2 separate regions of the Homo sapiens genome follow, and region 1 is linked to region 2. The links are chromatin loops, found by intact Hi-C in ENCODE. Cell type or tissue: MCF 10A. All regions are shown on one strand. Links, peaks and the distances in the headings refer to the core of each region. The heading gives the core; the rest is flanking DNA.

The links. Peaks named below come from ENCODE experiments on the same cell type or tissue, not always from the same donor. Only the 100,000 strongest peaks of a DNase experiment are listed, where the experiment ranks them.
Region 1: it touches region 2 in a loop (12-fold over the local background); 12 of 110 quality-filtered maps call a loop at or near these places.

The regions. Positions count from the first base shown.
Region 1 is chr3:189,229,589-189,235,996 of GRCh38, forward strand. All of the region lies in intron 3 of TPRG1 (tumor protein p63 regulated 1), which reads left to right. Among named protein-coding and RNA genes, the nearest start is that of TPRG1-AS2, 7.8 kb to the right of the region's middle. In MCF 10A, for the core only: a CTCF peak has its summit at 3,858 (motif pointing left); a DNase peak (open chromatin) is centred at 3,833.
Region 2 is chr3:188,951,066-188,957,473 of GRCh38, forward strand. No RefSeq gene overlaps it. Among named protein-coding and RNA genes, the nearest start is that of TPRG1-AS1, 6.6 kb to the left of the region's middle. RefSeq lists silencers at 3,475-3,769, 6,135-6,408 and an enhancer at 6,085-6,408. In MCF 10A, for the core only: a CTCF peak has its summit at 3,739 (motif pointing left); a DNase peak (open chromatin) is centred at 3,726.

The DNA of each region.
Region 1 (6,408 bases), core at 2,441-4,940, 280 kb after region 2:
AGGCAAGAAGGAAGTAAAGAGGAATGAATATTTATGGTAGCAGAGGGCGCACACCAGTCAGGAGGAAACATGAGGTGTATAGAGAGACACAGGAAGCACGACAGAGACCACTCTTGAGAGAGTAGCTTTTGCTCCTTGTGTCTTTCCAGGTACCAGGAAGCCCAGCTGTGCTGTAGTTCCTGCTCTTAGATTTCTGTGGGATTCCTCAGAGTATTTTTACAACATCGCCTCATCTTGGGTTTGCCTGATCTGGGCTGTGTCCCCTCTACCATACAAGCTGTAACGAACATACTACAGTAGGCAGATCTCTCTGCTGCTTAAAATAATAAAACAATGGAGGTGGCAAGATGTGTACATTTGTGCTATCTTGTCCGTCTGTTCTTCCCTCCTTGCAGCCTCCTTAGAATGGGGTCTTGTTCTCCTGCCAGCTTCCTTGGCTTCTGATCAAGTGAATCCCCTCAAGTGAATTCAGAGGAGGAGAAAGTCGGTCAGGGGTGGGCCTCTTGTTAGCTCCTGGTGTGCTGTAGAGTACTTGAGCTATTCAGTGGTCTTGTGGGAAAGAGAGAAGGATGGGGGCGTGCCCAGATTCTTTACTTTTGTGTAGCATTTAAAATATCCTCTTACTGATGGTAGTGCAGTAGAGAGAGCAAAATTGCCTGGTCCTGTAAGGAAAATAAGTGGGAAAAGCGGCTTGATGGAATGTATGCAGCCTGGGATGAGAGTCAGCTAGCTGGATTCTGGCCTTGGCTCTGTCACTTCATCCATGTCACTTTATTCAGGCTTGGTTGTTCCATCTGTAAAGTGGGGGATCATAACCATTTCACATGAAAAATAGTCATAAATTGCAAAAAAAAAATGTGTTGTGTCCCTGCATGTGATCTGGCTTCTGCCCCAATCTCCCTCCACTCTCTTTGCTCTCTTGCTTCAGTCATGCTGGCCTCCTTTCTGTCTCATGGACCTCCATGGATCCCACCTCAGGGCCTTTGCAACAGCATTTCGCTTTACCTAGAATACTATTCTCCCGGGTATTCTCCTATTTCCTTTTTCTCCAGGTCTCTGTATTGATGTGTCTGTCTCCTTTTGTCTGTGTCCCCTCCTAGAATGTAAGCGCCAGAGGAATAGGGGCTTGTTTTGTTCACCATTATACCACTAGTGCCTGGAGTGCAATAGTGGCTTAATTAATATTTATTGGATCAGTAGGGGGATTACTTCTGGCCTGATTACTTGGTATTGGGTTTCTAAAGAAATGCCTTCTTTATGCCACGTAGTGAGAAGAAGTTCAATCACAAATCAGTAACTTCACTTTTCAGCTATTAATATCATCCTGAGCTGCTGCCCTGTGTCTTCTGATGGGGGCTCGTATTTGCCTCCTCCATTGGCTTCTCTGGCTAGGGTATCTAAATGAATGTAGCATAACTCCTTCAACTGATACTCTCATGAGTTTCCATTTGGATCTTTTTTCCAACTTTTCCAGGTTCTTACTTATAAGGTGTTCCACAGCAGTCACCTGCAAAGGGAACTTTACATATAATGCATGGTCTGTATTTTAAGTCAGAGTAACTTAAGTATAACTTCCAGTAACTTGCAGTATAATAAAAATACAACTAGTTATGCCAGAAAAACTGACAGAAACCTTTTTCTCTTTTCTTCTCTCTCTCATACAAACACCTATAAAACATATATATATATATATATATGCACACACACATACATATGGAATTAATGACTTCTCTTTTAATTTTTTTAGGAAATTAAAATGAAAATATTTTGTATATCCGAAAACTATTATAGGCTTGAGGACTTCTCTTTAAGTAGATTTACTTCACTCACCCCCTCATTAACTCATTTGTTATTCAGTGAATATACAAAGTGTTTAAGGGATTTAGAAGAATCTTCATCATCGTCACCATCATATTAATAACCAACAATATTTGAACATTTTTGTGTGCTTGGTATTGCATTAAATTCTCCGTATGTCATATCTCTTTCATCCTAACAACAGTCCTATGAGGAATACACTATTATTATCTTCATGCTGGAGACGTGAAAACCAAATCTTAGAATGGATAAGTAACTTTTACAAGATTATACAGCTAGTAGGTGGCAGAGCTGCATTTCCAACCCCAGACCTGTGTGATAGAAAGCCCGTCACTGCTCAGGAATCTTGTGCTCATCTGTATTTATCAGGATTGTTGGTGAAGATTAAAAGAGATGATATGTGCATAGCTACTAGCACAATACCTGATCCATAGAAGACCCTCAATATATGGAGGCTTCTGTTGTTATAATCTAAGAAAACTTCATGGCAGAATTATTCCTCAGTTCATGTAAATTTCAGAAGCTTCAAACCTGGTTTGTGTGTGTGTGTGTGTGTGTGTGTGTGTGTTTGGGTGTATATCTATCTCTTTCAACTAAAACTTAATGTTTGTGATTTTTATTGTATTTTTAGAACTTACAAAGCCCTTTGTTTTATAAAGAAAAAAATGGCCACTTTTTTTTTCTGTAATCAACTGGAACAATATGATGGAACTCATGGTAGGACTTTCCTTACTAAAGAGAAAAAGTAGCTTTTAAGGGATACATAAATGGGTGTTTCCAGGTTTTTCCTACCTGTCTTTTATGGGGATACTCTGTCTGTCTTATACTAAGTGCACCTTAAAGAAGTGTTAACAAAATGAATAAATACTCCTGAATAAATACTCCTGAGTCCTTTCCTTGTGAACATTTCAAAGAATCATTCGTACTTTGCAACTTGTGCTTTTCCAACCTTGAGATTTTTACCAAACAGCAGGAAATGAAGGGTTGATAAGATAACCTTTTTCAAGGGCATCGAATAGATACATGGAGTAGCAAGCCCTATGGGCAAGAGGCTGGGAATCTGGGGACCTGAGTTCAGCTTCTGTGGGCTTGAGTTACCATTGTCAAGCCTCGTTACACCACACTACTCTTCCTTACATATTCCCCCTCACATCTCAGAGGATTGTATATTCCTTAATAATGGTATAATATTCTCTCTGTTCCTGGTAATTAGTACAGAGCCTGGTATGTGACTGTCTGCATGGGATAGTGGGGGGAAAAGTGAACTCCAGGGAGTCAAGTCAGGAAACCTGGGAACAGGGAAGGTTGGTGACCATTGGGTTTCTATTAGTATCCTGTGTTTACTTTGAGAGTCCTCTATTTTAAGCAAATTGGAAAGACCCAGGGGAAGAGGAACCAAATGACTGAAAGAAAAATATGTGAATCTGTGGATTAGTTAGCTAAAGGTCTTCCACGACTCCACTTAACTCAGAGGGAGAGAAATTGCTTTCCTTTAGTGCCGTGCATTTTTCATCTGTTTGTGTTTGAAGAGCAAAACAAAATTGGATCCTCTTCAGGGCCTGAAACCCAGTGGGTGATCAGGGAATACGTGTGGAATGAATGATTCAGTTTTTTCCTCCTGGGTTGCTGATTCCTTGTTAGCCAAGATACTATCTTTTCAAGGGCTGGGCTAAGAGGTTTGAAGGGTGCATGAAGGTTGATTTGTAAATTAGGAATAGTAACTATTTAATATAAAGGAAGATACCTCTACTGAGTGTGTATGTGTGTGTGTGTGTGTGTGTGTGTGTGTGTTTGTGTGCAAGAGAGGGAGACAGAGAATAATATTAAAATAAAATCTTTCTTGGAAGGAAATTATTTCCAAACCACAAAATAATTTGACACAGCTTTAAAAGAGCAACTGAAAGTATTGCTGGGCGTGGGACTGGGGCCACTGGGAGGGCATCTGTGATGATTTGAGTAACTGGGTGTGGGCACTGGAAGCTCTCAGGATGGATCCAGCCTGTGATTCCTAGTTGCCTGTTGCCCTCTGCTGGTGAAACTGTTGTCATCCCAGGAAACTGAAGACTCACGAGTTCTCAGGTGCCTTTTTATCTGGGGGAGAACCTAGGCTCCATCTCCTCAATTGGGGAAGTGATAATGGTGCTGAGGAAAAGTGGCAACTGGAAGAGATGCACAGACTCCTTCGCCAGGGAAGACGGGCTCTCACAACAGAGGGAATGGATCTCATGGTTCTATATTTTTCATTCTGTGACCTGCTCATTTGTTGAGCCCTTACTCTCTCTTTGACTCTTTGCTGAGCACAGTGAGGAGACACAGATAAAAATAAAGCACTGATTCTACACTAGAGAGGCATCCATTTAATATGCGTGGAGGGAGGAATGGGTAGGATAGAAAGCACTGTAACATAGAGAAAACTGTGATTAGGGCCACAACTGAAGCACTGATAGAGGCATGTGCACATTGATTGATTGATTGATTGAAGGAGACAGGGTCTCATTTTGTACCCCAGGCTGGAGTGCAGTGGTGCTACAATAGCTCACTGCAACCTCAAACTCCCGGACTGAAGTGGCCCTCTCACCTTGGCCTCTCAGGTAGCTGGGACTATAGCCGCGGACCAACACACCCAGCTATCTTTCTTATTTTTTTATTTTTAGTAGAGACAAGGTCTCCCTGTGTTGCCCAGGCTGGTCTCAAACTCCTGGGCTCAAGTGAGCCTCCCACCTCAACCTCTCAAAGTGTTGAGATTACAGGCCTGAGCCACCACGCTTGGCCTTGTGCATATTTAAAGGGAGGAAAGATATTAGCCACTTGTGGGTAGGGGAGGTGAGGGTAAGTTTCCATGGAATAGACAGCATTTAAGCTGCAAACCTATGGATGGGTAATTTATTTAAAAAATGCCACTGATATCAAAAAGTTTAATGTGTTTATGGTCAGAAAAAGTAAACTCTGGCAAATAAAAGCATAAAAAGTAATAAAAGTCACCTGAAATTCCACCACTTACAAATAATCACTGTTAACATTTTGATATGTGGATTATTTTGTTGTTGATACAAAATCGGAAGGATACCGCAGGTAACATTCTGTATCCTGCTCTTTCTCACTATTTTGGCATGAACATTTCCGCAATGTTACTGATTGTTTATTGACAGAAAATACGTTATTTTGTGGGGTACTATTGCAATATATAAACCTGAAAGTCGGGTTCCCCAAACAGCATGAACCAAGGCATATAGGTTGTGCAGTGCCAGGATAGCTTGTGTTTTTAGTAATTCATTTCAGAAGTATGTTTTGGATACTACAACCTTGGAGACACAAGGCTAAGAACTGAATTTGTATTTTCAGAGTTTACAGTATAGGAGGGGAGACAGACATTAATTATGTAATCATAGAAATAACTATACAATAGCATCCAAGGTAAGTACCATAAGTGGGAAATATGTGTGGTCTGAAAGTGTATATCAGAAAGAAGACAAGTAGCCACAGAGGTTTGAGAAGGCTTGCTGGAGTAAAGGGTAATGGAGCTCAGCTCTGTCAGAGTTAACTAGGTGGAGATTCATGAACAACATTGCCAGCAGAGGGAACAGCATGTACAAAGGCCTTTAAGTTGGAGGGGGCACAGTGAATACAAGGATCTGAAAGAAGATAAAGGAAATGGAGTGGAGGGACTTGGCCTGAGAGGGAATTGAAGAAGTAGGTAGAGCTTGACCCTGCAGAAACTTTTAGACCAGGGTAAGGTTTTTGTAATTTCTCAGAAAAGCAAGAACTGTTGAAGTGTTTTGAACCAGGGTAGGGCGGTAAAGATGAGGTTTGCTTTTTTTTTTTTTTTTTCCAAAGGATCCCCTCACTGCAGTAGGGTGAAGGGATTGGAAGGCAGCAAGAGTATATGTAAGTAAATCAGGTTTGGGTGACTAGTAACCCAAGCCTAGAGTGAGAGTGATTGCAATCATCTAGGCAGCAGATGATGAAAGACTGAATTAGAAGAGTGAAAGGGAAGATGGAGAGAGGTGGGTGGTGTTGACATCTTTATCTTAGGAGTAAAATTTGTAGGACTAGGCATGGAATGTGAGGAAATACGGTGAGTCTGAATGACTCCCAGGTCTCTAGCTTGAATAACTGGATGGAGGGAGGGTTCTTCCCCAAGCTAGGGGACACTGAAAGGGGACAAGGGCGGAAAAAGACAGTCTTGATTGTTGTTCTGAAGAAGTTTGCTAGAAGGAAAAATTCTAGGAATGGTGTGTCTCATCACATCAGCTTCTTGCAGAGGTTGGTTTTACCATGTTTACAAACCACACTGAAGGGTCCACTTTTGAAAGGTTGGTAGTACTGAGGAGAAAGCAAACACTATGCCTGGATATGGTGTCTCAGTACCTGTGTCGAGTCCCTGCACCACTGTTTGTTGGGTGCAGAGCATTGAACAAGTCATTTTAAGGATCTGTAGACCTTAGTTTGTCTTCAAAATGAGGGTAATAACATTTAGACCAAAGGGTTCTTGTGAAGATTAAAGGACAATGTTGATATTCAAGGACCTTGTAAACCTTTCTGAGCTGTACAAACACAATATATCTTTATTCCTATATTTGTTGTTATTGC
Region 2 (6,408 bases), core at 2,634-5,133:
TCTGACTCATTGCTTGCTGAAACATGAATCATATGCCCTTTCTCAGCACTGGGTCTCACTTCCTTCATCTCCCCTATAAAATGGGCGTATTTGCCATTCCTACCACACAGGAGGGGGCTGAGGCTTTCAGAGTCCTTGCTAATTACACACAAAAATATTATTAAAAGTAAAAATAAGCCATAGTGTGATTTTGACGCTCTGAAGAGGCACACGTGGAGGGTATGCGAAGCCATTTTATGACCTTGCTTCGTTTCTGGACATCCCAGTTCACTGAGAACAGGCTCTCAGAACGTGGGAATGGGCAGGAGAATCCATGTTGAGATGGAGATGCGAATGAGTCTGGTCTGTTTACGTGGGAGCAGGAGACCTTTGAGGAGATCACTCGCCAGCAATCAAGAAGAAGAACATGGAGACTGGGATGGAAACCCAAATAAGGCTATTCTGTGGAGGGCTCTGATGCCAAGGCTGGGGTGTTTGGACTCCCTTGAGGGTTATGGGAGATCAGTGGAGGTGACTGAGCAGGAGCATGGCACGACCCACAGTGTGTTTCAGTGAGACACTGTTTCATGGAGGGGCAGAAATGGGAGCTGGGGTCTGTCACCTTGTAAGCAAATGGCAGCTCCCCTCTGTCTGAGCTTCAGTTTCTCATCTGTTAAATAGATGGGTTAAACAGCAAATTGGTCTAATATGCTGTGATTCTATACTAAAGAACATGAGGAAACAGCTTGTCATATTGACGTGTGTGTGTGGAGGGTGTGTGTGTGTTTGGGTCAGGGGAAGAGGTGGGAATGCGGTAACTGCTTTGTTAGACACAAAGCCAAGTCCAGAGACCTTGTTCTTTAGGGAGGAAGCCTGAGCAGCCTCACGATCTCTAGCAGGTCTGAAGAACTTTCTGGGTATCTTTCTTTAGGCCACAGCACAGCACATCTGCACTTTAGGGCCTGGCCAGCGACCTCTGTCTAGACGTGTCTGCTGTCTACTTCCTAGTTCAGCTGAGAGAGCTAATATTTGAAAAGACTGGCCAGGCGCAGTGGCTCACGGCTGTAATCCCAGCACTTTGGGAGGCCGAGGCTGGCGGATCACCTGAAGTCAGTAGTTTGAGATCAGCCTGGCCAACATGGCGAAACCCTGAATCTACTAAAAATACAAAAATGAGCTGGGCGTAGTGGCAGGCACCTGTAATCCCAGCTACTTGGGAGGCTGAGGCAGGAGAGTTGCTTGAACTCGGGAGGCGGAGGTTGCAGTGAGCCGAGATCATGCCCTTGCACTCCAGCCTGGGTGACAAGAGCGAAACTCTGTCTCAAAAACAAAACAAGACAAAACAAAACGAAAGACTGCATAGGGGTTCTTGCAAACTAGCTATTTCTCAAGATATTTCAAATCTGTCTGTATCTTCCTATTAAATTTTCAGGAAGTTTTATATCAATGAGGACTACATGGCTTGGAGGCCCCAGAACTCTATCTTCAAAGTACAACTTGATAGTACACCTCCGACACTTACCAAGGTTTGCTGTAACATTGGTACATAGAAGAGCCTTTATTATAATGGTGTTATAAAGATAGCATCTGTTAAGTTGCTTTATATAAAGTTTCAGATGGAAAATTCATCAGTGAACTTATATAGTAAAAAAAAAATCATTAAAAATTTGGGTGGATCTACTTAGGTTTAAGTATAACTGCATTTGTGCTCCTGTTTTATAGTTGGGTTTAAAAATACTTGTGATTTTTATTATAAGCTTCCTCATATATCTTTTCAAGTAGGTTTATGTAAATAAGTAAGTAAGTAAATAAATAAATAAAGGTTCACTTGGACCCAAGTTAGTGCACGAAATGAAGAAATAAATCCACTTACGAATGGTGAACTGACTGAAGCCCTCCTAAGATGTTAGTTCAGGCAAAAGATCCAAATTTCAGAGCATCACAAGAGACAGCAGATTCCACTGAAACTATTACCTTACTGCTCCTATATATGAGGTGAAGTTTTGTGTGAGAAGGATCAAAGAGATTGTGATCATCTCTAAGCAGTGCAAAAATCTAGTGATGAGCAGGAGGAGAAAATCTAAATAGTTCTGGTAGAGATATAGGGATTAGTAAGTGAGGAGGTTATATGCTGGAGGTTACATTTAGCCTATAAAAACACCATAATCCAGGTTTATTCTACCAATTACTGTGTGGCCTTGAGATCTACATTTTAGCATTTACTAAATGATAGGGAAGAGCAGTTGAGCTCTTAAGCTTCTTCTAGTGCTCGCTTTCTATTTGCCCCAAAGTCAGTCTACACTGAGTGACTGATCAAACTCCACTTCCACCTTGGATTCCATAAACCAGCTAAGAAATAGATACTCTCTTCCTCACCCTTAGCCCCACACCACACCCCCACTGCTCATGACTGGAGGGCATATGTCGATTGGAGGGAAGGATGCGACTGGAAGTCTCTGAGAAGAGCTCTTCTCTTCCCTCAGGGACATGTCTATTCACTGAAGAATGACATAATAAATGGTCAGCTACCTTTAACCTGCCTTCCATGGATTCCCTGAGGAAAAATTAAATTACTGTTCTAATATGCTACAAACGCACAGACTCAAAATGTAAAATATGAAATGAATCTGACAGGTTATGTGGTTTAGCTCCCACACTTGATGGACAGAGAAACTGAGGCTTGAAGAGACGCACCCAAGGAACCTGGCCAAAGACACAGAGACAAGAAGTCTTGGAGCTAGGGCTACAGCCCAGATCTCCACTGCTCCTTGGTGCTCTTTGTTTTTTTTTTTTTTTTTTTTGCTACAAGTTGGAGCTCAGTCCCTGGGTTGCAATGGATAAATCTTTTGCTAGGCAACCCAGTTGCTAAGCTTTGCTCACATCATTCTTGAGCTCAAAAACCTTTATGGATTTCAGCTATTCATTCCTAGTATAGTCATCCTTTGGTATCCTTGAGGGATTGGTTCCAGAATCTTCTGAGGATACCAAAATCCAGGGATGCTCAAGTATCTCATATAAAATGGTGTAGTATTTGCATATAACCTACGCACATCCTCCTATATGCTTTAAATCATTGCTAGATTACTCATAATAATACAGTGTAAATGCTATGTCAATCGTTGTTATACTGTACTATTTAGGGAAGAATGACAAGAAAATCTCTACATGTTCAGTACAAATGCAACCTTCCATTTATTTTTCCAAATATTTTTCATCGACACTTGGTTGAATTCATGGATGTGGAACCTATGGATACAAAGGGCCAATTGTACAAGATTCATTTTGTGTCATTATTTGGGCTCTGCCCATGATATTGCTACTACTTTTTAAAAAAATTTATGAATTCCCTTCTGGAAGACGAGGTAGAAAGTAGACAGGCGATTTTGCTAAGCAGTTTTGACATCTCTCACACACACCTATTTTGGCTAACCTTTTCCTGATTTCTCAGTCCTCAGTAGCTCCTCTGTGCACGTGCCCAGATGTCACATTTCTTAACTTATTTTCTATTTCTTGAGGATAATTTAGTCACTTTTTTCTCTACAGTAAGCAGAGAAGGTAGAGCTGGAAAATGGGGTCTTCATCAGAGTTTAACTAGACTATGAATAGAATTCTGTAAGGCACGGACCAATGAGCTGTCTTTTAGGTCAGTCCAGAAGGACTCAGATTCACACCAAACTTAAGTGGCTGGTGAATGAGGCTCAGATTGTCCTCCCAGTTTCCCACTGCCATCCCCAATCCTGCTCCAAGAGCGCCCTCTGCTGGAATGGAGCAGGAGCCAACATCCTCAGCCATCTTGGAAGTGGGGCCAACTGGAACTCTGAAAGGATGAAAAGTACCTCTGTTTAAATACAAGCTCCAAATAAGACAGATCAAGTCTACAATGTCTTCTTGACTTTTATTTCTCATTCCTTCTATTTCCATTTCTTTGACAACTTTTCTTAAGAGGATCACGATGTGGTGAAAAAATAGAATTTAAAGAGGGGAAATGTAATCCAGTGAAATGGGCATAAAACTAAGAATTCTGCCTTCTTTGAGAGGTTTAATTGCTGGGTTACAAAGAGTAATTTCTTGGAATAACTCAGTTTCTAGTCTCAGATTGTAATTACTCCTTCAGTTAGAAACCTTCTTCCATTCATTGCCTGCTAAATTAAGTCAACATTCTTTACTTAGCTTTCAAGGTATATTTGTATATGAATTTACAAATTCATAATATGTTATTTAGTTTGTACTTCATTTATCAAAGCTAATAGTATCTTTACTTTAAAAAAATTTTACTCTGATCTACTTTTTAGAAATTGAAAAGATATTGAAAACTTTAAAAGTACATTTGAATACCAAAGTCATATGTTTCACATTAAAAATCATGCTCAGCACTTAATCTGCTTATAATTTTGAACAAGTGGAAGACCCTGATTAAATAATTAGCTTTTGAACAGAAACAATAATTGATAGGTTGAATTCTATCTTTAGCACTGATGTTAGTCCTAACTTGTTGTTTAGGATTGAGACAAGGTAAAGCGACATAAAAGATTTGGGGGAGTTGATATAACCTTTAAAGTGTCATTTAGTCAAAGGAAGAAACAGTAGCTAGGAATATACCTATTGAATAAACATAGCAATATGGTAGATTCTAGTCCTAGACCCCTGTTTTACAGCTAGAATTATGCCAAAAAGTTGAAAAGTAAAGCTGGATGAAACCTTAGAGAAGACTCCGCCATCTTATAACTCAGATGGTGAAATGAGACCCAGAAAGAATAGTCTTCCCAAAGGCTCACGGTCAGTTATTATAGGAGCCTCATTTGGAATTTGAGTCATCCAATTCTCAATCCACTGTTCTTACCACTACCCAACACTACCTTTGTTTAACTGTCTTTCTTGCATAAAAAGGGACTTATAGGTGAGAGATTCTATAGTGCCATTGGGAGCTGCTGCCTGAATCTCCGTGTAATTTCAAAGAGTTTCCTAACTCAGACCCTGTCCCATTTCACTGTATCCTTAAGAGGCTGAGAAACGGGGCATTCAGATTCTTTCCCCATGCTGACTCTTCATTCTGTTTACACATGGGCCGGCCAGATGCTAGAGAAAAAAAAACAAACATTTGCAGCTGTTATCAGGGGTAGGATAGAGCACATGAGGTTCCCAAGTTTTGATCCAACACATCAGAACACACTTGATTTTTACTCTGGCTTGGAGTTTACTGCCTTCAGCTTCTTCTACAAAGCCTGAATGTTGCCATTTCATGTCAAAACCTGCACTGAGAGATGCCGATGGCTTCTTGAGCTAACTTCAGCCCATCACCGCAGTGGTCTAGATGACCAAGGAAGTGACTGCTTCATTACAGCTTGAGGGGACCCTCTTTCTTCATCCCCCACTTTCACTTTTTTTTTTTTTTTAAATGAAAAGGCCGATGGTTCTCCCAAGTAGCCAGAGGCCAGCAGGAGCACTAAGTAAGAGACAGCAAGAAGTGTTCTTAGTGAGAACAATGTGGACTTTGGAGTTATGTAAAACCCAATTTTAATCCTGGCCCAGCCATTGACTGGCAGTTTGATTTTGAGTTATTTAAGTTGGAACCTTATTTTTCTTGCTTATTTATTGAACTATTAATTGAAAAAGTGATTCTAGTCCTAGACCCCTATTTGACAGCTAGAGAAATGAGACATGAACTGATACATGCTCAGATAAATACATTTCTTACTCAGAGGATAATAGTCAATGATTAATAGTTTCCACTGAGACATCACAAATAAGAAATAGATTGAAATTACATTTGAAGGATCTAGGTTAGATATCAAAAACTTCCTTGGAAGGGAGCATCATGAAACCTCTATTTCTTAGAAATCTTTAAGAATATAATAGTCACACATGTTGAATGAGTTTAAATGAAGCATTACTTACCAGGATAGACGACCTCTCTAGTTTTTCCCCAGTTAAAAAATCCAAGACTTGGGTTCCTTCTTTCAAGAGGAGTAATGTAAAAAGTCTGACCCCTAGTGGTCATCGTCTCTGCATTGGACCTAAGGGAAAAAGGCCAAAAAGAATGATAACAACCAGACTTTGTTTTGGAATTAAAAACGAACCTTAGAAATGTGAGAGTCAAATTGTCTAATTCTAAAACAAGGGAACTTAGACCAAATGACTACAAATATTTCCCCAACACCAGCGACTCTGGAGTAAAGCTTGTTATGGAACTCAGGACCTTTTGCTGGTGCTCTGGGTTCAAGATCCAATCGCTTCATCTTCCAGAGTCTCCCACCTGGAATCAGCCTCTTGGTGACATAGAAACAGCAGGTATATGCTGATTCGACTTTCAGGGCACAGGATTCAGTCCGCATTCTTTCCTTTTCTTTCGTGATGAGGAGCACTTAATTGTTCAGTAGATGTAACTCTCTCTCAGGTAACCAACCTAAGTTCTCCATTCCCTTTGTACAT